3 separate regions of the Mus musculus genome follow, and all the other regions are linked to region 2. The links are chromatin loops, found by intact Hi-C in ENCODE. Cell type or tissue: heart. All regions are shown on one strand.

Region 1 (8,000 bases), 79 kb after region 2:
AATATCATTAACAGTGTCAGGGATTGGTGTGTGCCCATGTTATGGGTCTCGGGTTAGGCCATTATTGGTCGCCCATTCCCTCAGTCTCTGCTACATCCCCAGTCCCTGCACTTCTTGTAGACAGCATAAGTTTGGGATGGAAAGTTTTGTGGGTGGTTTGGTATCTTTGAAAGACTAATGAGGCTTTTGTAAATGAAGAGGATGGGATGTCTAAGCAGCAGAAAATGGTAGTAGTACAGATTCTAAAATAATGGAAATGCAGATAACTGATAATCATGGTTGTGAGGGACCCAGGTACAGAAAAGCAGCACACGAGAAGGGGGAGGCCATGGGGGGCCATGCAGAGAAGTTTCGCATCCAAAGGAAGCAGGAAAGATAATGAAGGCAAAGAAACAAGGTTCTTGGAGCAGCTCATGATCAAGCCACATGAGGGGGGAGTGGGTGAGAGCTTGACAATAGATAAAAATTAAATTGCAGACACGCATAAAAATACATATATGTGTGTCATATACATAATACACACAGACAGACAGACAGACAGACAGATTTTACAGTGGCAGTAATAGAAGTGCAAAGAGGGCACTGGAAAGGTTTAGTCATCTGTTGAGCACAAGGTCAGTGGTGCCTGGGTAGCCTTGGAAACAACGCAGCTGGCATGGACACTTACATTTTAGAGTAAAAGTGGAAAGGAGTTAGGCTTTGTGTATTAGAGAACAAGACAGCAGAAGCTTTGCACACTATCCCCTGCAGGTGCTCATGGTTTATTCAAGCAAAGCTGCTCAAAATAACTAAGATTTGCAACCTACCAGGATTCATATGTCAACAAAATTTCCAGACAAATTCAAGGAATCAATTTCAAACTGAAAACTTTTCATTTGGCTAAGTCCAGATATGTTTTCTTTTTTAAAAAAAGAAAAAAATCCATTACTAGAAACACATAATTTTACATGAGGTTATTTCAATACCAACACTTAACGGGTGTTCTTAATACAAAAGGTGACTTGTTACATTGGTTAAATTTGGCTTTTTATTTCTACTTAGAAGCAAGTACTTCAATCTGCTTCATTGCCCCATCTTGCCAGAGCATTAAATGCTTCACAGAATGAAAACAGAAAAACCACAAATTGGCATTTTTAGAAACCACTGAAGTGAACTTTGCCTCCCGTAGAGATGTGGAGAGAACTGGGAAGGATTCACTGATTAAACGGACCTGTAGTCAGATGTTTGAAGGTGAGAAAATGGAAAGCCATAGGTACTGTGTACTTAGAACACTCTGTGTACCGATTGCTGTACTAAAGACTTGTGTAATATTTCGTCTCAGCCATCCAGGGAGTTGAGAATTTCAGCACATTTTATTTTACAAGTGTTAAGAAATACATTGTTATGGTCCATTGTTAAAATGAAGTGTACTGAACATTCCCGGAGTTACAGATAAGCCAGAGGTGGTAATCTCTTTTCTCTAGGCTGGCTTCCATTCTGCAGAATTATGTACGTAAAACTGCGTTGTTTCCATTAGTCTTTTGACATAGTTATTATCTTTATTTTCAATACAGATGAGGCTCTCTAGACTAGAGACATTAAGGTGCCACACACCATCCACAGGAACTGAAAGATACTATTCAGTATTTCATGCGCTTGCAATTCTGTGCTTCTTGGTACCTGATTACCCTGCCGTCCTAGAAGAAGATAATAAGTGAGAAAAAGAGACATAGATGGAACTCTGAGAAATACTGACACTTAAGATGTTCCAAGAGAAAAAAATCCAGAAGGAGAAAATGAACTAGCTTATGTAAGACAAGGAAGAAAACAACTTCTAGAAGAAAGATTGTCTGGGAGGCTGAGGCAGGAGGATTTTTGATTCAAGACCAGGTTAATACAATAGTGAGCTCCTGTCTCGGGGGGAATAGAAGGAAGGGAAATGCGTTGGGGAGAGTTCCTTTTGCTTTTCAGTTTAAGATGGACACAGTCTACAGTGACAGAAAAGCACATCAGTCAGGCCCTGAGGTGGCTGGGCACACAGTGTCTGCAGTCAGGACACAGAGAGAAGCAGGCTGAGACTTCTCCAGTTTTTCTACCCATCTCTCACCTTCTCACTGTATGGTCACCCAGACCATGTTTATGGTGCCTTCTTTCCACCCATCTACTTAAAACTCTGAATCATCTCATGGACACAGCCCAGAAGTGTGTCTCCTGGGTAATCTCAGACCAGGGAAGTGGAGAATGAAGGTTAAGCATCACACTCATGTGTGTATGGGTGTTTTGCCTACATGTATGTCTATGTTCCCCTTGAATGAAGCATCCACAGAGGCCAGAGGAGTGCATCCAAACCTCTGCACCTGGAGTTACAGTTGTGAACCATGATAGCAGCGCTAGGAACCAAACCCACGTCCTCAGGAGCAGCCAGTGCTCTAAACCACTGAGCCATTTGCATAGTACCACAATTGGTTATCTTAAGGTTTCTTTTATTAATTACTTTGTTATTTCTTTCTCCTGACTTGACCTAAACTAATAAATGTTGTCTACACTTACCTTCATCAAAACAATTAAACAAGTAAGTTAAATTTAAATAATAGCGGCTGTCTACAAAATATAAAGAAAACATTACAACTTTAAAAGACATAAGCAATGCCACGGGTCTCAGGGGGGCACCTTTCCTGAGCCCCTATCCCATGTTAGGTTGTAGTTTTCTCATTTTAGTTCAGTTCTCATGAGAACCACAAGAGATAAAGTATCATCATTCCAAATGTCTCCGTGGAGCATCTGAATCGTGGATGGGGAAATAATCCATCAAAGCTCACATCCCTGCTAAGTGGCAAAAAGATGGGGTTCAAAGACGGGTGGCCTGATCCCGCACTTCCCACAGCCTGCTTCCCAGTGTGGTTCTCAATTGATGTTTTTGTCCTCTTTGCTCTCAGCCGCTTCTACTCTCAGCTTGCCTGGGAAGATGAAGAAAGCAAGAAACAGCTACCTAGTACTCAACTCCCACGGAGAACACACAAAGGAAAAGCTTGTCATGTGGATTTCTCCTCCATCAAAAGAAACGTTTTCTGTCATCCAAGGAGTAAAACTGAACCTTGTCTTTTTTCCCTTTGCAAAATAAACTGACTTGTTAGTCTGCAACCATGCAATTAGTCTTTAGTCCTGGGGAGTTTATTTTTCTTAGTATATTCAGAACTGTATCTCAATTTATGTTATATAAAATTTGCCAGATTGTTCAGCTGATAAGTAAAAAACAAAACAAAACAAAACACTGTCAATCCAAAATTTTGTATGTGGCAAAAATATCTTCCCATTATGAAGTTTAATAAAGACATCTGCAATGCTTAAAGGAGATAGGCCTATTATTGTAAATCTATAATCTCAGCTAAGCAGGTCGGCTGAGGCAGAAGGACCATGAAGGATAAGCCAGAATGGGCAACGTGGTGAAACAATATCTTCAATTAAAAACTTTAAAAGATGTTTCTGTGGTAGAGGGCTAACCTAGCACACAGAAGGCTCTGGTTTCAATGCCTAGTACTACATGCACAATAAAACACGAGCCTAGAGAAAAGTCCCTAAGGAAGAAGAAATGAGGGGAAGAATCAATCCAGTCAAAAAAAGAGAACACTGTAGACTCCTCACGGGTCATCACGGATGAACCTAAATTGCTATACCACCTCAGTGTGTGCAGAGGAAGATATCTCTAAAGGTGGAGAGGATCGAAGGACTTAATTCACAAGGTAAGGTTTCTATAGTCTACGAGAAGTATCACTAACTATAGTCATTCCCCATTGCTTATACACGTTCACTTTAATGCCTAAGAAATCACCAAGAGAACAAGACATCTAAAAGCTATTCGAATTCAGGCCTTTGGGTCACATATCACTATCCACAGGGAGACTTTACCTCCAAAGGATGGGACACTCAACATCCACATGGACAGGATAACTCAGTTACCTAACCTCTGTCACCAGCGTCTCTGGTGTTCAGAGAGGAGCTGTGAGTGATGGGGTTGGTGGTCTAGCTATTGCCACTGCCAAACATCTAGCCAGAGGTAAGGACTAACACTGTCACAAATCCATTCTAGCCTTTGGGGGAGGGAAGTCCACAGACTGCTTTTGGAAAGAACACATTCCATCTGACTGGACAGATTCAAGGGACAATTTCATCATTACTATCCCTACACTCCCCAGCCAGCACTATAGCCAAGAGATCACAGAATATTATAAACCTCACATAAAATCACCATGAGGCCAGGTATCCTTAAACGGAGCAAAGAAGCAGCAGCAGTGGCCACGTGGTTACACCATCCACTGCTCCTACCACACACTGCCATCTAAGCTCCTGGCCCATGGAACACTCAAAGGACCCCGTGAACAGAACCTACCTCTTAGGATGTGGTATTGAGCCTATCCCAGTGCACTAGTCCTGAGTTCATAGTAGTGCTGCAGCCTGTTTACTTTGGGATCCTTACACACGGAGGTGTCAAGCAAACAAAAGGGCTACTATACTACCAGAGATAACGGAGTACAATTCTTAAGAGGAATTATGATGATCGCAAGAGACGAGGGGTGTGGAAGAACAAGGTGAGCATTCAGGTGCCAGTCTTTCCAGAAAGAAAGCAATTCGGCCCTGGTGATGACTCAGACACCTCAGAGATAAAGATAAATTGCCGTTCTAGGCAATGCACTCTGGCTGGTGGAAGTGTTAACCAATGGGAACTGGAAGAGAGAATAGTCAGTGAGGCAGGGAGTGGTGAGTACTAGCCATGGCCCTGGGATAACTGATGTTGCAGCTGCTAGAGCCCATCCCAGTAGCCCTGTTGTGCTCACTCAGAGTCCTGGACAAGCTGTACCAAGGTCGATGTGTGTCTAAGCTCAAAGGGCACATTGTGGAGAACACTATTGCTGCCCCACCCACATTGTGTAAACAGGGCAGGGAGGAAACCCTTTTCCTAGCTACTGTATCAGTTGATCACAACTCCTGGATACTTCTGTCTCTGGAGAACCGTACCCATAAAATCAGCAGGAAACAGAAGCAATGTCACTTGGGAGGCTGTGACCACTGTCATAAAACCTTGACACTGCTGATAACTATTCTTTCACTACTTGGGCTGGGAGTGATCTTGTCAGCCTGTTCTCCACAGCGTTCCTCTGAGATCAAAGTGAGGGCAAAACCACTTATTGGTTGTTTCCTTGTTTAACTACTCTCTTTGTCTCTGTCTCTCTGTATGTCTGTCTGTCTCTTTCCATCCCTCCCTCCTTCTCTCCATCCCTTCATCTTTTTCCCTCCCTTACTCTCTCCCGTGTCTCTTCCATGCCTTCCAGATCTGCCCTTTACAAGCTCTTCCCCCTTTCCCCTCCTTCTGTTTTCTTCTCTCTCTCTTATTCTTCTCGTTCACTCTTTGTTTCCTTTCTCTGTCTTTCTGTCTGCCTGTCTGTCTTTCTCTTTCTGTCCCTCCCTTCTTCTCTTCCTTCCTACATCTCTCCGTCTCTCTTCATCCTTCTACCTCCCTCTCATGCCCCTTCCATGCTTTCCAGATCGTCCCTTTACACCCTCTCTCATTTTTCCTCCTCTCTCCTTTCCCCTTTCTTCTCCTTCTCCTGTTTTTCTCTTCCTTTCATTAGCTTTCTGTCCCCCCCACACACACACACACATCTTCCCCTCCCTCTATTTCTCCCCCTCTCTGTCCCTCCTTCTTCTCCTTCCCCCTCTCCCTGTCTTCTCCCTCTCTCACTCCCCTCTGCCCACTTCACTTTCCTGTTTTCTTCAGTTCCTTTCCCCTGAAGTTCACGGCTAACCAATTAAATTAAGAACTTCTATCACACCCTTAACTTTCAGAAACTTGATCAAAGACATGTAACCTTAAAACTATGCCTATCTCCACATTATGACAGGAAAGGGGAACTTAAGAAGCTAAATCAAGATTAACATGAAAGAAGGCTCTTTGCAGAAGAAGCCCAGTGAGAACAGCACATACTAAACAAAGCCCAGGAAATACTGATGGGAGGGAGAACGAAAAACGACCTTGGCAGGATGCCTTTTGGGGGTTCTTTCCTCTGCCCAGTAGCCCACATCCACTCTTGGCAGTGCCTTTTCATTTCCTTTCCTGATAATCTCTTTCTATTCTATGCCTGTCTTAGAAGTCATGAATTTTTCTCCATCTCTCCCGGTGGCTGCTGGGCTTTTCCCCTAACTTGTATTACATTTTTCCTTAAATGTTAATAAAAGTAAGCTTCCTTTGAGTCCATTTCTAAATTATTTTATTAATGATATTAAGATACCCAAAAGGGTACCTTAATTTCCCTGGCAACATACATGACTTGTAAAACTTGATGAATTTCTAGCAAATCTCAAACCTAAACAGATGAGTGGACTCTATCCAACTTCATTGTGTACGTATATGGAAATGCCAGAATAAACCACTTATTTTGGACTGTTAAGGTATGCTGATACAACTTTAATATCTAAGGCTTGAAAGAAATTTGTTAAATGTAAGTTTGCAGTTAGTGCAAATTGTATGTTACATTACATTTAATGTCACTCCAATTAAGACACTGGAGTTCATCGAGTGGTGGGGCACTGCTTGTGATATGAGGTAGACAGCTCTCTGTTACATTGACGTGTCTTTACAAAATCATTACTCCAATGGTAGGACCATAGGAACAGTCACATAGAAAACTTAGTCACATGGAAAGCTTTCAGATTAGTTGTGTTACATGCCTCCCCGGAGTTGCCATCTGCAAATGAGAGAATCGCCTTTGGAAATAATTTTTCCTGTACTATGAAATTTATTCTGCTTCTTATTAATCATTGTTCAGGCAGTTTTTTCACAGACCTAACCTATTGCAAAAAAGATCACAGCCCAGCAATGGACTAGGTTAAATTTTTCTTAGAAATGATATATAAAGTCATAGATTTTTCACACACTAAAATGTGGGAGAAAACTTCAAAGAGAATTTACATCTAAATTTATAATCAGTGACACTAGGGAAACTGAGAGTCTCAAAACTTCTAGGCATAGAACACATGTTATTTTCCTTTAAGTCTGATTCCCCGAGGCTATGAGACTAGAAGTTCATCCATGTGACCCAAATAAGAGAGAGGGTGGGGCTTGGGGACGTGTCACTCAAGAGGTAGAGTACTTGCTTAGCATACACGAAAGTGTGAGTCTAGTCTCTAACATCACTCAAATATATAAAAACATATAAAATAAATGTCTAAAAACCATGAGAAAAATACTTCAATAATAATTAAGAAGGTAATGTCATTAAAATGAGCTATTCATCCTCCATAGATCTAACAGTTTCAAAATTCATCTTCCATCAAAGGGATTTTCAAATATTTTGACAAATCATCATAATTAGGCATGAGATTGGCTTTGGATTTTATCACAGAGTTTTGAAACAGAACATCTGAGTGAAGAACTGCTCAAATTGATTAGGCTGTTCTCCCAGGCCCTTCCAGCTTTGGCCTTAGCCTATTTTCCTGGTTTATATATATATATATTTTACTATTCTTTAAGATCATATAAAATTAAATATGATAATATCTACTCCATTCCTCTCCCAACACACCCCTGGGTCCCTAAATGTTCCCCATCCCAACCTCATTCCCACTGTTTTGTTTTTAAGTAACCCACTACGTCCAGTTGCTTTTGTCTGACCAACCCTTTCTATACTCCTCAGGACCCACTGAACTGGGCAGCATTTGCTTCTCTGTCTATTTGCTTCCTTATTACCACTCTCTGGAAGAAACTGCTTACCTTCAACATTGCTTTGTACAAAACCTCAGACATCCATACCAGTTTGCCATTTTTATACATAAATGTTTCATTGTACATCTTTAAGCCTAATCTATGTTCTTCTGACACAGACATATTCATTCACACATACAGAATATTAACAATGACTACTGGAGGTCATTAAACAGTGAGGTTTAAATGACAGTGATTATCTAAATGTCATTTGGCATGTTACTTGATTCCAAACAAGAATTACACCATGTACTTGATTTTGTTG
Region 2 (8,000 bases):
AAACACATGAAACTGAAAAAGAACGAAGACCAAAGTGTGGACACTTTGCCCCTTCTTAGAATTGGGAACAAAACACCCATGGAAGGAGTTACAGAGACAAAGTTTGGAGCGGAGACAAAAGGATGGACCATCTAGAGACTGCCATATCCAGGGATCCATCCCATAATCAGCCTCCAAACGCTGACACCATTGCATACACTGGCAAGATTTTGCTGAAAGGACCCTGATATAGCTGTCTCTTGTGAGACTATGTCGGGGCCTAGCAAACACAGAAGTGGATGCTCACAGTCAGCTATTGGATGGATCACAGGGCCCCCAATGGAGGAGCTAGAGAAAGTACCCAAGGAACTGGGGGCAGATCTGCAACCCTATAGGTGGAACAACAATATGAACTAACCAGTACCCCGGAGCTCGTGTCTGTAGCTGCATAAGTATCAGAAGATGGCCTTGTCTGCCATCATTGGAAAGAGAGGTCCCTTGGTCTTGCAAACTTTATATCCCTCAGTACGGGGAAATGCCATGGCCAAGAAGTGGGAGTGGGTGGGTAGGGGAGTAGGGTGGGTAGAGTCTGGGGGACTTTGGGGATAGCATTTGAAATGTAAATGAAGAAAATACCTAATTAAAAAAATTAAATTAAACAAAAAGAATCTGTGATCTCAATGTTGTGTAAAAATTTCTATCTATCACAACTGATTGGGATAGAATAGTTCAGAAATTCTCAGCAGTTTGTCCTGGAAGCTTGTAAATAAAAATTCCAGGTTTCTTCATTGTATCTTTATCGTGGAGCTAAAATGGGCAGAGGGGTTGTAGAAACACATTGTTGTTACCTGGGAGCAGAGACAGCATAAATCACACACACCCAGAAACTGTCCTTGAGTTGGCATTCCTAGGAGAACCAACAGCCATGGAGGTATAGCTCCATTTTCTAAGTTCTAAAATTCCAAAGACCCTATAAAAAGATGGGGGATGTGTCTAGATGAGTAAAAGTACTTTTCATTCAAACCTGATTCTCTGAGTTTGGATACACAGAACCAATTTAAAAGCCAGCCACAGCAGCGTGGATCTGTCATCGTAATGCACTTCCTACAAGAAAAGAGAGGAGAGCTGGAAACAGGCGAAGCTCCAGATGCTGTGTGCCCGATAACACACAGAGGTGAAGTGACCCTGTCTAAAACAAGATGGAAGGTGTAGATCGGCACTCAAAGGTCCTCTGACCTCTACACAGTGCATATGTGCCGTGATTCACATATACTCCCACCCACACTCGTGAACAAGCAGAAACATACACTCACCTATGCGATGCACTTTTTACAGCCTATTCAGTGGAGAGCTTCATCTGCAGCCCTCAGCAGGTGTGTTTTGAGCTGCTCACCTGAACCACTCTTCTCCTCCCCGAGTCTGGCTAACAGCTTGAGTGACTGAGCAATGGGAATACAATCTCGAACTCAGATTACAGAGAAATAGAACATAGCAATTCTAGGCTCTTCAAAGGCAGACTGAGACGGAGGAAATAGCTGTCTTGATTCTTGGCTCTTCTCAAGACTTGGTATTATGCCCTGCCTTATGTTGCTGAACTTTATATCCCTGTATACTTGAACTCGTTTGAAGCTTCATGTGGCTTCCAATCAACCTCTGAGGTGCCAGGGAAAAATTCATCAAAGTAGTTGCTCCTTCCTATTACCAAACTGCACCAAAATTCCAATGCAAGCGTACTATCTTTCTGGAACTAGTAAGTATGATAGATTGAATTTAAGTAGATGAAGCATTTGAGTGAAATGATGGTGATGGTTTAGACTACTTTGGGAGTTTTGCTTGCTCTTATGTGTTGAGTGGTCATTGCTTTTAAATGGGATCCTGTCACAAATGCTCATCTTTCCCATCTTCTGCACTGCTGCCACAATCTCCATCTCTCTCAATAGGGCTACCAACACCAGAACATCACCTATGCTTCCTTGGAAACATCACTGGTGTCTTCTTCCTACATTCAGAGTCCCCACCTCAGCCCAGCTCCTCTGTTGAGAACCTCCCTCTCAATTATAAGATCTAGGTGTATCACAAATCTACAAACCAGCTTTGACTTCTATATTTTCTAAAGCATGAAAAAGCATAGGTCAAAAAATCCAAAGGGATGAAAGTAGACTAGTGAGCTCCCCTAAAACATTTGAAAGATTAACATCCATTTCTTATGCTCTTCTGACTAGCAGTTTCATAAAGTTCCATGGTTACTTTCACCCCCCATCAAAGTGTTTCCATGGGATATTTTCCCTTCTCTCTCTCCCATTCTAATTGCCTCCTTCCTTCCTCCGTCCCCTCTGTTGGTGAAATATTTTGTTCCATCTTTCTCCACTTCCGATTTTTGGGCTCTGGCACCTGGTGAGCACATGAATGTTCTTCAGTTGTAGAACGTGATGCAGCTGGCCTTTTATGGGAAATGGAAAGAGGCAAAACCCTTCTCTGATGGCGTGCGGGCTCATCTGGCTTTTTAAGACTTGTCTTTATGATTCATATTGTAAAGACCTCAATGACATTCTCATATCAAGAGAGCAGCCATGGCCCTGAGAGCAACCCCTTGTCATAGAAGCAGATGGAGCTGAATCGCCTTAATGGTACATTTAATATTTTATGAATGAGCTCTAACCTCTGAGAACCATTTCATTCAGCAAGGCTAGGTTGTAATTCAGTCAGCGATTCCTAAAATATGGTTACTTAAAAGTCTTTCTTAAACTGTACCAACTGTAGCACAGCATGATCTCCCTTATAATTCGATTATTTTATACCCCCTTTACTATTCTGAAAGAAAACGGATAGCTGTAAGTTCCACCCCCATAGAGACAGCCCAATCATCCTACAGTTTCTTCTCCACAACTCTTAAACAAAAGTCAAGTTCTGGAAACTGACAGGATTGATGTGTGATAACAAAATTTACATTACAGCTGATCCAGACATACGATGAGACACCTAAAAATCCCTGGACAGGGCTTCCCTTAATGACACCACCAACCACAGCCACCTACCACGTAAGCAACAGCATGCAGCAGTTTCCAGAATGACCCCCAGGGGGCAGTGCATCCCTGACCGAGAGGCACTTATGTAATTTATCTTAAGTTTCTCCTGAAGTAGTTCTTAGCCCAGCTCCTTCTGGTGCTTTAGAATTCCCACATGCTTCCCTTCCCTGTTTTCTTATAGGTGTGATTAGAATTCCCTCGGGTACATCTACTGCTCCTTCCTCAGAACACTGGTGTTACTCATTGTCTCCACAGTGGATTAAATCCAATGTCTAGCTCCCATGTCCTGCTAAGCAATCAGGATTCAAAATTCCTTAAGCTCCTGCCCTCAACGAACCACTGGCATAGAGAGAATAGAGATGGATAAATCTCTAGTTGTTGGCTGTTGTTGTTGCTGCTGCTGCTGCTGTTTCACAAATGATACCAGCACTGGAACATACAACTGATAAGTTGCTTTTTGGCCTGGGAAGACAGACAAGTAGAGCCTATTTTTGTGGCCTATTTAGAGGGTTTGAACGTTTGCTGTTTTGAAAGCTGAATTTTTTTTTTTTTTTTTTTTTTGGCCTGTAAACTTGTAGTCTTTCAGAAGCCAAGATTTACAATATCCAATTATGAAATCATATTTGAATACAAGAATCTGGCTGTGTATAAATTATTTGGAGTGAGGCACTCCATTCTAGTCAGGCTACTTCCATTTTTGGATGCTTTATAAATAACAGTGTTGATGATATTTATTATGACTGTTTACTAAGAAGTGTCCTGTGTGTTACTTCTTTCAGCCCTTAAAACAAACCTGCACAGTATAAAATATATTCCCAATTTTACACATGAGGAAACCAAGGCACAGAAACATTAAAAGTATTGCTCAAAGTTATCAAAATAAGAATTGACATGCAAAACGAATTCCTGCAGCCTCGCTTTAGAATGTTGGGATATCAGAAATGAAAACCCAATTTCCCAATGTTGCTCTCTCTCTCTCTCTCTCTCTCTCTCTCTCTCTCTCTCTCTCTCTCTCTCATTTCTGGCTGAATGAAACCCCTTGTTCTATTTCTGGAAAATATAAAAAGCCTCTTATCTTTTGTGTTTCCGTGTGTGGTGAACTATGCGCCCTCAGTCCTGTGCAGTGGAAAGTTTTCATTTTCATGTCTCTTATGAACCCGCTGGAAGATCACATAGGAACAAATAAAATTCCTGGGAGTAGAAAGGCAGCCAACATGTACTTGACAGTGGCATGTCCTTTACAGATCTGGCTGTGGTATTGGTGGATGTCCTTAGGAAGCAAGAGGTTCAACATTTTGCAGTGATGACTACTAATTTGTTTTAAGAAACATCATGTCTCAACAACTATAACATTCCTACAACTTCTAGGATATTTATACTCCTTTAAAGGAATAGAAAGAGCAATTGGTTGGATCTGTTATACTGCTGGGCCAATTGTAGGAATGAGATATGGGCAAAGCTCAGAGAAGGAAGGAGAAGGGAGCTCAGAAATAATACTCCATTGTTTCCATTCTCAAAGAAGAAAGTCAAGGAAGCCATATGGATAATTAGGGAGACTTTGCAAATTAAAACTGTGTTTCAACGGACACATTTTTCCCTTAACACTGCCCCATGCTACCATGCCTCACGATGACCTACAAGATCATATTTACACTCTTCAATTAAATCTTAAATTGCAATTATTTTTATTGATGTGCTCTGTACATTGTTGACTACATGGCCTATTGAGAGCACCAGTATCATTGAGGGCTTTCGTTCCCAGTCTTTTCCCCTGATAAGTACTGGGCACCTGCTCCTCCATTATTCTCCTGTCCGTAGCACACCTGCTGGTCTCTAGAGCATCTGGCTTGGCAAAGTTACCTATGTATTTGCCTTCGCCTCTCTAATTACAATTCAAAGCCACTGTTTTATTTGGGAAGGAAAGACTAAAATAAAACCTAATCAAGAGAAAGGAAACGATCGAGTCCTAAACAGAGAGTCATGCAGTCATGCTGGTAGAAAGAAATAGGCTAATTAAGAAAATGAGAGCAAAGGGGACATGCAGGAGAGAGAGTCAGGGACAGTGGCATCAGGACAGAGGGTCAGGGAGCACTGTGACAAATTCAGACCTGACTTTCAAATGAGCACTTGTGTTCAAGGAGGGGTGAAGCAGATAAGGCCCCATAGCAGATAAGTCAGGCATGGGTTGTGTTCAACACAAGGCTAGGTTGAGGTAAGGGACTGGTCTGAGCAGGATTCTCAGAAACCGCCCTTCAGGTAGGGACTCTGTCATGTGCCCATCATGATGGTAAGGAAAGATCTAGAAAAGGCTAAGCAACGAGTAGCAGTTTTGGGGACCATAGAGGGTATGTGACGGTTCAGAGTCAAGACCCAGGAACAGCAGGGATTGATGTAAGAAAAGTAAAATCCCAGTTACCTGGACACGGCCAACAGCATGGTACGTGGATGCAGTCAGTGCTTACTGGAGTTTTGCCCTCGGCTGCCTGATGGACGAGGTTCACTCATTTGTACTGAGTCTTATTCTATATCCTATAGTCTCAAAAAAAGGGGGGGGGCACAAGCTCAAAACTCAAAGCTGAACCTCAGAAAACTGAAGCTCCCCAGATCACATGTAGCATGTGGAGCAAAGTGACAATAAATAAAGAAAATAATGACAAAGGAAAACATGGCAGTTGAATGAGTATCACAGCATCAGTATGGAAGCAGACCTGTAGCCCAACCTTGACAGCCACCCACCCCCAAAAAATTCCATTTTGAACTGAAGCAAACAGTTTTGAGGAATTTTTATACACTTCTCTATAAAATTAAGACATAAAAATGTAGAAAGTAGGAGAAAGGGGGAGAGATCGTAAGCCATGTACCTGAAATATCCCCATATGATCTAAAGGTTTAGAGTTGTTGTTGTTGTTGTTGTTGTTGTCATTTTTACTTTTCCTGGTTGTTGTGTATAAACTTCCTAGGAATGACCCTAATTATGATTTAGACCTTAAAGGTCTCCCCAAAGTCAAGTCTCTCCACCTAATGAGAGTGTTAGGAAAAGATAAGAGGAGAAAGGAGAGTAGAGTGAAAGAGGGTGTAAATGTAATGAAAATACATCGTGAATATATGGACGTGTTGTTCAGTTCATATCCACAATAAAACAGCCTTCATTGTAGCACTACTGTATGATGCTTGAATCTTTAGGAGGTAGGGCTAGAGACAGGAAGTTAAATCATAAGAGACCCATCTTTGAAGGGCATATTACACAATTCCCCGCCCCCGCAATACCTTTCACTTCCTAACCATCAAGAAATGGTTACTTCCACCACACATAACACATTTCTACCATGATGCTACCCAGAGCTGTAGGACCAAGTGACCATAAACTAAAATCTCTGACTCTATTGGCTCAAATAAAGCTTTTCTACTTATAAATTGATGTTCTCTGGCATCTTGATTTGATTTCAGAAAGTTAAGAGTGTTTTGAAGAAAGGACAGTCTAGGTCAACATGTTACCCTATAAATCACTGGGTGAGATTCATTCTCTCCTGTAAACAGGACAAGTTGTCAGAACTGTGAAATCTCTTTCGAAGAGACAAGTTTTCCTCTGGCTGGCACCAGCATTCAAATTTCTTCTCCCAGCATGAGATTCCTGGGAAAGGTCCACTTTCTTATATCTCATTATTATGTCTTTCTGGCTCCTTTACAGACTTTGTGAAATGACACTAACTTCTAAATCAGCTTCCTCTTCACTGCCCTGTGATGTCTGAGTGAGATTACCTGCCAATGTTCCATTTCCAAATAACATCACTTCATTTCATACATACATACACACACACACACACACACACACACACACACACACACACACACACACCACAACACACATGGCTTTTTAGTCACATTGAAGCTCGAGACCAAAGTCTGCACTACCTGGGTTGGTAATCTCAGACTGAGTACGCTGCACTAGCAGCCCTCAGACATGGCAGCTAGGCCTGCACTGATTCTTTGATCTTAGTGTGTTAGTCTTTGTTGCCATCCATCCTTATTTTTGCCAAGTCTTACTTGAATGCTTATGTCTCCTCTCTGGTTCTTTTTCTATGCATGGAGTCTCTTCCATCCTCACTTTGGAACCTCTATGCTGCCTAATTTTTTTCCTCCCATCCCTAATTTTTTTTTCATCATGATGTCTTTGTCTTTGTGCTTTTGCTCTACTTTGAAATGTGTCTTCTACCTGACCTTCAGACTCCAGTTCTGACCTCATGGTGACGGATCTCTCTTTAATTCCCCTTCTCATTTTTAAACTTGAAACATCAAAGCATTGAATTTTAAGAAATCGCTCCCAAACTACCTCCCTGAGCCTTGGGAATGGCTCCGGCTTCCTCTCCCTCTGTTCTCCTTTTTTCTTTTCTCTTCCTTCCTCTTTGATTTATTTCACACACACACACAAAAAAGCTGCAAAGTCCCCTTAGGTTGTGATCTCGTTTGCATATCTGGGATTCTATTCTTTTTGCTCTCAGTAGTGAAGAACCCGAGACAAAGCTCCACACTGTCACCTCCTAGGTCTGAGATGTTCCTCTAGACTTTTAGGGATCTCAACTCAAGTCAAACTAAGACTAATGGTTGCCACCAAATACAATATGAGGAATAGCTAGCATAATGAAACAGGGTTACAAATACTGTCTAAAATGTTTTAATGTAAGCATAAGGCAGAGTTGAGAAAAAGAGAGGCATTTACTTGAAAGTAAGGCACAACTTAGGTGTGAATGTGAGCATCTCAAAAGACTCACACAAAGTAAATATACCCAAGTGTGGGTACAGGTCTGTCCAAGAGAAAGTAATGAATTTGTCTTAGCATTAACATATACACTGTTTTGATACCTCTCAAACATTGACACACACTCTCCCCATCTCTGCCTGTCTCTGACTGTCTCTCTCTGTCTCTTTCCACTCCTTCCTTCCTTCTTTTTCCCTCCTTCCCTGCTCAACCCTCTCAGAGAGATAGGTCAGGTGGTT
Region 3 (8,000 bases), 480 kb after region 2:
GAATACCAAGTAGAGACTCTTGGCCTGACTGGGAAAGCGGTGTCTACCACAGACTGTGACAGCATCTTTCTCTTCTTTCTTCTCCCGGTCATCAGCATATCCTACCCCAAAACTCTATTTCCCCTGGACCTCCACTCTGAAACGGAGACCCTTTATCAGCTCATGCAAATAGATTTAAGGTAGGAGTAGGGAGTGCTAGCTATACATTAGAATTATCTAAAATGGTAATTCAAGCCCAGCCAGACTAGCCTACATAATGTCTCATTTAACCCACCTGGCTCCCACTAAGTAGCTTTTATTATTATCTCTGCTTTAGAGGTAAGGAAACTGAAGGCCAGAGAGGTCATGGGATCCACTCACTGTTATAAGGTGTTAAGTATTGAGGAACATCCAATTTGGGCATGGTTTATTACAGAATCTACGTTCATTGCCACAAGTCAGGTACCTCAGAGCTAATGTGATCCCACTTCGCAATGGTTAGAATGAGAACTACTCAAAGCAATCAAATATTAAGATGTAATCAGATTTTATCAAAGCATAGCTACACAAAGAACATAGTGAGGTAAATAAAATATGAGTCAATATATTTATCAAAAGTGATCAAAGTATAATTAGGACAGGTAATCAAATCAATCAAAGATTAATATGCATTAGCTTTTTCAACATCTAATTATAGAGCATGTAATCAAAATATAATGGCAAAAGGGATAAGAACAGTAAGTCTTTAAAGTTTCTAATCTAAAACTTCAATTTTCTCCTCCGTGCAGAAGCAACTCCAGGCTTCATGGGATGTTATGGGTATATTCTTGGTCCCATGAGCACCCTCAGCGTGCACATATAAATCGTCCTCTAGATTATGGGATTGAAAGAGAGTTTATAGCTGATTCCATTAAGCCAGCAATAGGGGGGTGGCACCCACCCTTAACCCCAGCACTTGCAGACAGAGGCAGGCAAATCTCCCAGTTCAAGGCCAGCCTGGTCTACAGAGTGAATTCTAGGAAAGCCACGGCTACACAGAGAAATTCTGTTTCAAAAACAAAATAATAATAATAATAATAATAATAATAATAATAATAATTAATGGTGATTACATCAGGCTAGCAGGTACCTGTGGTGAAGAAATCCTACATGCAATCACCTCTACTACCTGTTTTTATTAAATTAAACCCAAATTTTAAAAATTAATTATTAAGCTCATATTTTGTGTAAGACTGATGTCACATTCTAGAAACACAGGCACTAGCAATTGTTCTTGGCCTTATCCTGGCTGCCGGAAAAGACAGGCCAGCAGCTCTCAGAACACAACGCTCCAGTGTGAAGAGCTCAGTAGAACACTGTGGAGAACACGTGTAGGGAGAAGTATTGCCACAGAAATCCCAAAATGGCTCAGAACAACAGCCACTTTGTTCCTAGGGCTATTTCTCTTCTCCAAAAGTCCCCGCCCCAACTCAGAAGTGAAGGGATGTTCCCAGGCCTTATGGTGGCTACGAACTGTTGGTCCAGAGCTGTGTTCTTACTGTTTAATAGCGGATACAATGGATTACTGTAACTTGTAACTCCCTACTGCTGGAGGCTTATTCTGACCCTAGAGTCTTCTTTATTCTTCTACCCCAGCGTTCAGAGTCTTGAAGGTACCCTGTACACATCCTGGCTTCGCAGGTCCATCCATCACCTCGATAACTAACTCGGATACGTTCCATGTACCCTGACTGGGCCCATGACTAGCTCCGTGTTAAACGAGGGCCTTCTTGAAGGGATTGGCAGTTTTCCGAGTAGTCCTCGTGAAAGAAGCAATAAGCCACGCTAACACAGGAGTCCACATACCTGCGTGGGCGTTGTCTCTCTCCCGGCACCTTCCATCCACATCTAGGAGGGGAGCCGGCTCTGTAGCTCAGCAACTTCTCTCATTCTTCTCGAGCCTCGCCTCCGCCCCAGCTCCCAGGAACTACAGGAGACCACTCAGCACGTCCCAAGCCTCTACCCTTGAGGTTTGCAACCAAATTCTCAGTCCAGATCGCAAATTCAAACACACTCCACTGCTCTTGAAATGGACAGGTGCCCTTTATCATTCACAAAGCCCCATTTTCTCTCTACAGAGCCTACCTTGAGAGGCCCCTGTTTCTTTATGGAACTTAAGTTCCTATTTTAAAATTTTAACTTAAGTGCTAAATTCTGCTGAGATGTCCCTGTCTTAATCTGGGGAAGACGCTGTTCAAGCAGCAAAGAGGAGACAAATACGCTCGTGCATTCTAAAAGGCGGCAATCCGGATCTCTTATGTTCACCAATTTAACTGTCCAAGCCATAACACGTCACTGTCTGCTTCCTTCTGCAACCTTTCTGAGAGGAAAAACGTCTATTCCGAAGCACTTTTGGGGTGTTGTTGGGTCAGATCCCTAAACGGTCTTTAGGTCAACAACTGACCTAAACTGAGGGTCAACAACTAATCATTTTCATTCATACAATACAACGACGTTACTGGGCAGAGCCAGACCGTGGCCGATGGTGATTCCACAAAGTAAGTAGAAGTCACAGGCAACATCAGAATCACCGTGAGAGAAGGCTACTGGACATTGCCCAGAAAGCAGAAGGACCTGGAGAGAAAAGAAACAGCTGCAGAAAGAGAAACAAAACCCCCCAAAGAACCAATTTCCTAGGGAGTCAGACTGCTGAGTAGCTCCGCCTGCAGGTCTCTGCAGTCATTGCTTCTCTTCGTAACTGATTTTCAGATTACTATATATTCTCCTTTACCAGTGATTGAGATGTTGAGAAAAGATGATAGGTAGATGATAGATAGATAGATAGATAGATAGATAGATAGATAGATAGATAGATAGATGATAGATAGATAGATAGATAGATAGATAGATAGATAGATAGATAGATCTATCATTCAATCACTTTGCCTACACAGGAGACCTCTAGAAAAATAAAGTCATTCTAGATAGATAGATAGATAGATAGATAGATAGATAGATAGATAGATAGATAGATAGATGATAGATAGACAGACGGACAGAGGTCAAGGCCCTTTGCTTTACCAAAATCGTCGGAGCCTCTCGGAAGCATCCTTTGTAAGCTCTAGGTGTAGAACTCAAACCAAGTAAACTGCTCTTTGAAATCCCAATAAAGCTCACTGCGTTCTCTTGCAGTAAACACCCAACCCACCTTATTATAAATGGCTTCCAAAATGATACTAAGGTCCACCACCGACAGTATGAAGCTGAACTTTTTGCTTACACGTGAGGCAGGGCGCCACCATATAAAGACTCAGTATGCTTCAGGAGCAGGTCAGGAATGAATACGAATACAACGTATACTGATCGCATCCATCTCTACTCTTCCCACGCCAACTTCTCCCGTACCCTCCTCTCTCTCTCCGGCTTCTTCCATACCCCACCCCACCCCCAGCTCTCTTCAAACTTTGTAGCTGAGGTACGTTTTAAAAGGATCACTCTGATTATTGGAAAGTGATTGGGCAGGGCCATGACTTAGAGGCAGAGGACAAAGTTACACCACTCCCGATGCTGAAATCTATTCACTTTTGCATTCTTCTCGATCCAGCAAATGCAAATTCATGGTTCCAGAACCTAAGGCCTGAACACCTCTCAACTCACCCAGACCCCATATTCTTTACAAACCACCCTTGCAGGCCAACAGACATATCCCTCTCTCTGACCTCAGGCCGGGAGTTGGGGGTTGAGCCCGGCACCGTGTCAACTGGGGAGACCCAGAAGCAGAGCAGATCTTGGGAAACAAAATGCTAATCCACCCAGCCACCCAAGCTGTGACTGACTCCCCTGTACACTGAGCTGATCCAAGTAAAACACAGGCCTTTCAAAACAGCAAGGAATGCTCGCCTGGAGTGTGCGCTAACGAGTCCAAAGCCAATTATGTCTCATCTGATCTAACCAAAGCTGATTTCCTCCGGTGGCCCAGCGAGAGGTCAAATGGCCATTCCTGAGGGTTTCCACGGAGCTAAGCCAGAACACGGAGTTCCTGGAGTGTCCCTCGGGCCCACAGACCAACTGCGGAAGAGCTAAGCAGTCGAAGTTTTTAATTTCCCTCCCTCTCTTGATAATTATAAATACAACACTGCAAATTCCCTAAGAGGTAAGTGAGGGTTCACTGCTCACTCGCAAAGGAAACGAAAGGAAATCTTCCATATTTCTCTTTACCACATGTGCCAGATTTTCATTGAAGCCAATCCGGAAGTGGGGGGACAAAACAACAACAAATAGATATTATTTGCTAGCGGGGGGGGGGGGGGAGCATGCGTCCACATTCATGCTGCTCTGTCGGCTGAGGTTTGCACCTCTGCAGTCTCCACTTGTTCCGGAGAACTGCAGGGTATCATGCAGTCTGAGGCCGCCCTCTAGCGGAAGTTTGCCTGTATTGCGCCTGCGTACAGATGAGCTGGGCTTCTCAGAATACCTGGCAAAGCTTTGAATCATTTCCAGTTCCCTTTTATTGCATGTGGCTTATAATTCAGATCGAAAGCCAGATATGCTGCTAAAACGAAGATAATGTCAGGCTGAGGATTAGTGAGCATTAGCCGTTGAGAAAATGCTTGGAAGTTGGCCAGGAAAAGGCCTCTGGTCCATAATGGTAAGATGGGTAAGATTTTTTTTTTTTCTGGGAAGATGAATATATGGCCTCATTACCCTTACCCTGAAGTTGTCTGACCACAGCCAAAGGTCAGTCTATTCTTCTCAGGGCTACAGCAATTTAGACCCCTCTCCCCATCCTCAGGGGTCCGAAGAAGGAGGAGGAGGAGGAGGAGGAGGAGGAGGAGGAGGAGGAGGAGGAGACTGGTGGTTTTCCTGCATGCATGAGGGTGTCAGATGCCCTGGAGCAGGAGTTACAGACAATTGTGAACTGCCATGTGGGCGCCGGGAATTGAGCCTGGGTCAGTGCTCCTAACCACTGAGCCATCTCTTCAGCCCAAGTCCTGTGTTTTAAGTAAAGGGTGAGAAAAAAATATATATATGTTTTTTTTACATCATTCGTTTGTACAATGAGGGGCAGTCTGGAAAATCCGGATATAAGTGTCCTTTGTGCCGAGAGTACTGCTCAGGGCTATACTGCTTGCCTCTCTCGTACCTAGTTCAGACGTCCATCATCAGCACCACAAATAATTACGATTTGAATTTGTGTTTGGTGCTGAATGTGGTGCTGAAGAGTTGGTGTCAATTTCACCCAAAACGGAAGACAGATCCGTATGACAGATACGATTGTCTGTGCTTGCCTGGCATGAGGAAGGCACAACACCACCAAAAAGGAAAATAATAATGAAAGGAGTAAATGAGTTCTAGTGTTCAGTGGTTTAGTGTGTGGTAAACCTTTATCTGAACGCCACCACATCTTCACTTAAAAATATTTTTACTTAACAGTGCCTTTTTAAAACATACTGAAATATTTAAAGGGAAGGTTCTTAGTGATCTGCCTTAAAACAGTACAGATAAAAAGCTCATTAAGTTGAATGGAAATGAGGGGAAAGCATAACAATCAAATCAAATGGGTCTGAACGGTGGACTTTTTAAAATTATACGCGGAATCTAGATCTGACAATGCTGCATATTCCTGGCAGAGTGAGCACCGCTGGGGTCCAGGCAGGAGCCATGTTCAATGCAATTTGGCAGAAGAGATCTGCATCCACAAACACACAAACTTTATTTCCTGTAATTTAATCCCTGTAGTGAGTCCCCTGTTCCACCAGGGGGCGAAAACATGTCCTCAGTTCTGCAAGGCTAGATGGGGCCAGGAGTGGCAGGCTGTGGTGTTGGACTTTACCTCTGAGCTGGGAGTGGCCATTAAGAACTCACGTTTACATCAATCTTCAACTGTGTTATCTACTTAGTCCCAGTGGGACGCCCTTTCCATCCCCTGGCGACTGACTCCTTCATTTCGCGCTCCCCTGCGGCCAAATGTGCTGCTCTGAGATGCTGTAATTCTGCCCAGAGTCACTAGGCTCTGCTCCACTGAGACTTCTTTAAAGTGCTGGTAACAAGTCTTTCCTGACACCGTGAATCTGTGTGATGACCCGGAAGTCAAGTGGTGCACGAATTCATGGACATGGCAGGAACCCCAGGACGTGTGGACAGAGAAAGATGCCGGCGGCACTGTTGCAAAACTAGTTCGACTCTACATCTAGATGTAGGATAGATATATGCTAAAGAATACACCTATTGATTAAGACTGTGAAGAAAGTTAAACTTTAAATTTGAGTGGGCACCTTCTCTTTCCCTTGCTCAGTCTGTTAAGTGCTTCAGGATAGCAGGAGAAATAGAGCTTAGAGCTACAGGGCCACTGTTCCCCCGGAAAGGGGAAACACGCGGGAATGGGGGACAGGGGAGATGACATTGTCTCAAGAACCTCATACCTCCCAAAAGAGACTTGAGAAATAGACAGGGAGAGAGAAAGAAACAAAATTTGGGGACCTGATGGGTTATCCGGGGCAGTCTCACTACACACCAATCATTGCTCTTCTCTGAAAGAGGGCCATGGAGAGCCTGCTTGGCCAGATTCATTCATTCAAATAACTCAAAGGCGACTTTAGGAGGGTGGCCTCTATGCAAAGGCTTTAAACAACACTCCTGCCATCTGCTGGGCAGAGTCCTAAGATGCAACGTCCAACCCACCTTCATTGCCTTGTTCATCCCACCAAACTTGCCTCGTTTTAAAATGATACTTCGTCTTTGACTTCATACATCTTCAGCAACACTGTCTCATCCAGCCAATTAGGAGCTAATTACAGGATCCCCCAAAGCTGCTGTTTCTTGATGTCAGGAAACCCATTTGTTTTCCTCCGATGCATCTATTAGTCCATTATTCCCATTTATCCCATTTGCACACAGCACTCCGCTGCTCCAGACCCCCAAATTGCTTATTTTATGCTTCTTCTCTAGCACTTAATGCAGTTCATAAATTTCACTCTAAAAGTTGAGGCATAAATCATGCTAAAAGCCCATGTTTCTGAAGAAAGCCAGCCACCAATCAAGCTTGGAATTCCAAACTTCAGCATCAACTGTACGCTGACCTACTTCAAAGGAAGGACTTTTCCACCATATTGATGTGCAGTTTAGACTTTTCTAAGAAACTTCCCTCCGTCACGTACAGCAAGCTCTGCTTAAAAACGAGAGTTCAAAGTGTTTGCTTGGTTTTTGTTGTTGTTTTTTTTTTCCCTTTGTTTTCAATACTGAACTTTCTGGCGTGGCACCTTTGTACAGATACACAATTTTTTTAAAATTGTCCTTGAGAAACCACATTCACCTTTGAATAAGATTAAAGGTTATAAGTTCAAAGTCTTCAGTAATTACACACATCACCATCATCCTGTACTCCGCACACTGTTTGGATTGGTGTTGGCGGCACGTGGGGTGTCATTTGGATGACAAAAAGAGGCTGACATCCAACCTAGACATGAGCCTTAACCGTGTCGTCCCATTTCCATGCCATCATAGCAATTTGGCCACATCTTTAAAAAAAAACAAAACAGGCGAATGGAATCCAAGGAGCTGTGGTGAATGAAGCTTTTCCTTATTGGCAAATAAATATTCCACCTGTGACCGGCAGAGCATTCAAATTAAATGTCGGTGGCCAGGTTACTGCTGCCTTTCACAGTCGGGGGAATGTCTCTTAGACAACATAATAATACTAATCGGTACTTTTCATCTTCAAGGCAATTTTTGAGCATTAACTAATCAATCTGTCCAACATCTGTGTGAGTTGGATAAATAAGGATCATTACCTCCATCAGGCAGAGGGAGAAATGATTGAAGAAGGTGAGTGGCTGAGGCTCAGTGGAGCTCAGGACAGACGAACTCCACTTCAAGCCTCTGGCTTTCGGTGGGCTGTTTGGCTAGACGGCAGAGCCTGTAGAATCAGGATACTGGCAGATTTCGGGTAAGACTTTTGCTGTCTGTGTAAAAGGGACAGTGACGGGAAAGAAATTTAAGAGAAGGCTTAGTGCATAGGGACTGTTAAAATTTGAATATGGCAT

The links. Peaks named below come from ENCODE experiments on the same cell type or tissue, not always from the same donor. Only the 100,000 strongest peaks of a DNase experiment are listed, where the experiment ranks them.
Region 1: it touches region 2 in a loop (2.0-fold over the local background); 2 of 42 quality-filtered maps call a loop at or near these places.
Region 3: it touches region 2 in a loop (9-fold over the local background); 26 of 42 quality-filtered maps call a loop at or near these places.

What each region holds. Positions count from the first base shown.
Region 1 is chr5:67,928,742-67,936,741 of GRCm38, reverse strand. 4930425K10Rik (RIKEN cDNA 4930425K10 gene) reads left to right here. Exons shown (of 4, transcript NR_038182.1): 3 at 1,042-1,230; 4 at 2,916-3,130. Among named protein-coding and RNA genes, the nearest start is that of Gm5108, 8.9 kb to the left of the region's middle. In heart, no CTCF peak of the experiment used is centred here; a DNase peak (open chromatin) is centred at 4,841.
Region 2 is chr5:68,007,912-68,015,911 of GRCm38, reverse strand. No RefSeq gene overlaps it. Among named protein-coding and RNA genes, the nearest start is that of Grxcr1, 20 kb to the left of the region's middle. In heart, a CTCF peak has its summit at 3,046 (motif pointing right); a DNase peak (open chromatin) is centred at 3,051; H3K27me3 peaks cover 248 bases.
Region 3 is chr5:67,528,918-67,536,917 of GRCm38, reverse strand. No RefSeq gene overlaps it. Among named protein-coding and RNA genes, the nearest start is that of C330024D21Rik, 69 kb to the right of the region's middle. In heart, CTCF peaks have their summits at 2,659, 4,399 (motif pointing left), 5,726 (motif pointing right), 6,612 (motif pointing left) and 1 weaker place; DNase peaks (open chromatin) are centred at 3,857 and 4,327; H3K4me3 peaks cover 677 bases; H3K27ac peaks cover 583 bases.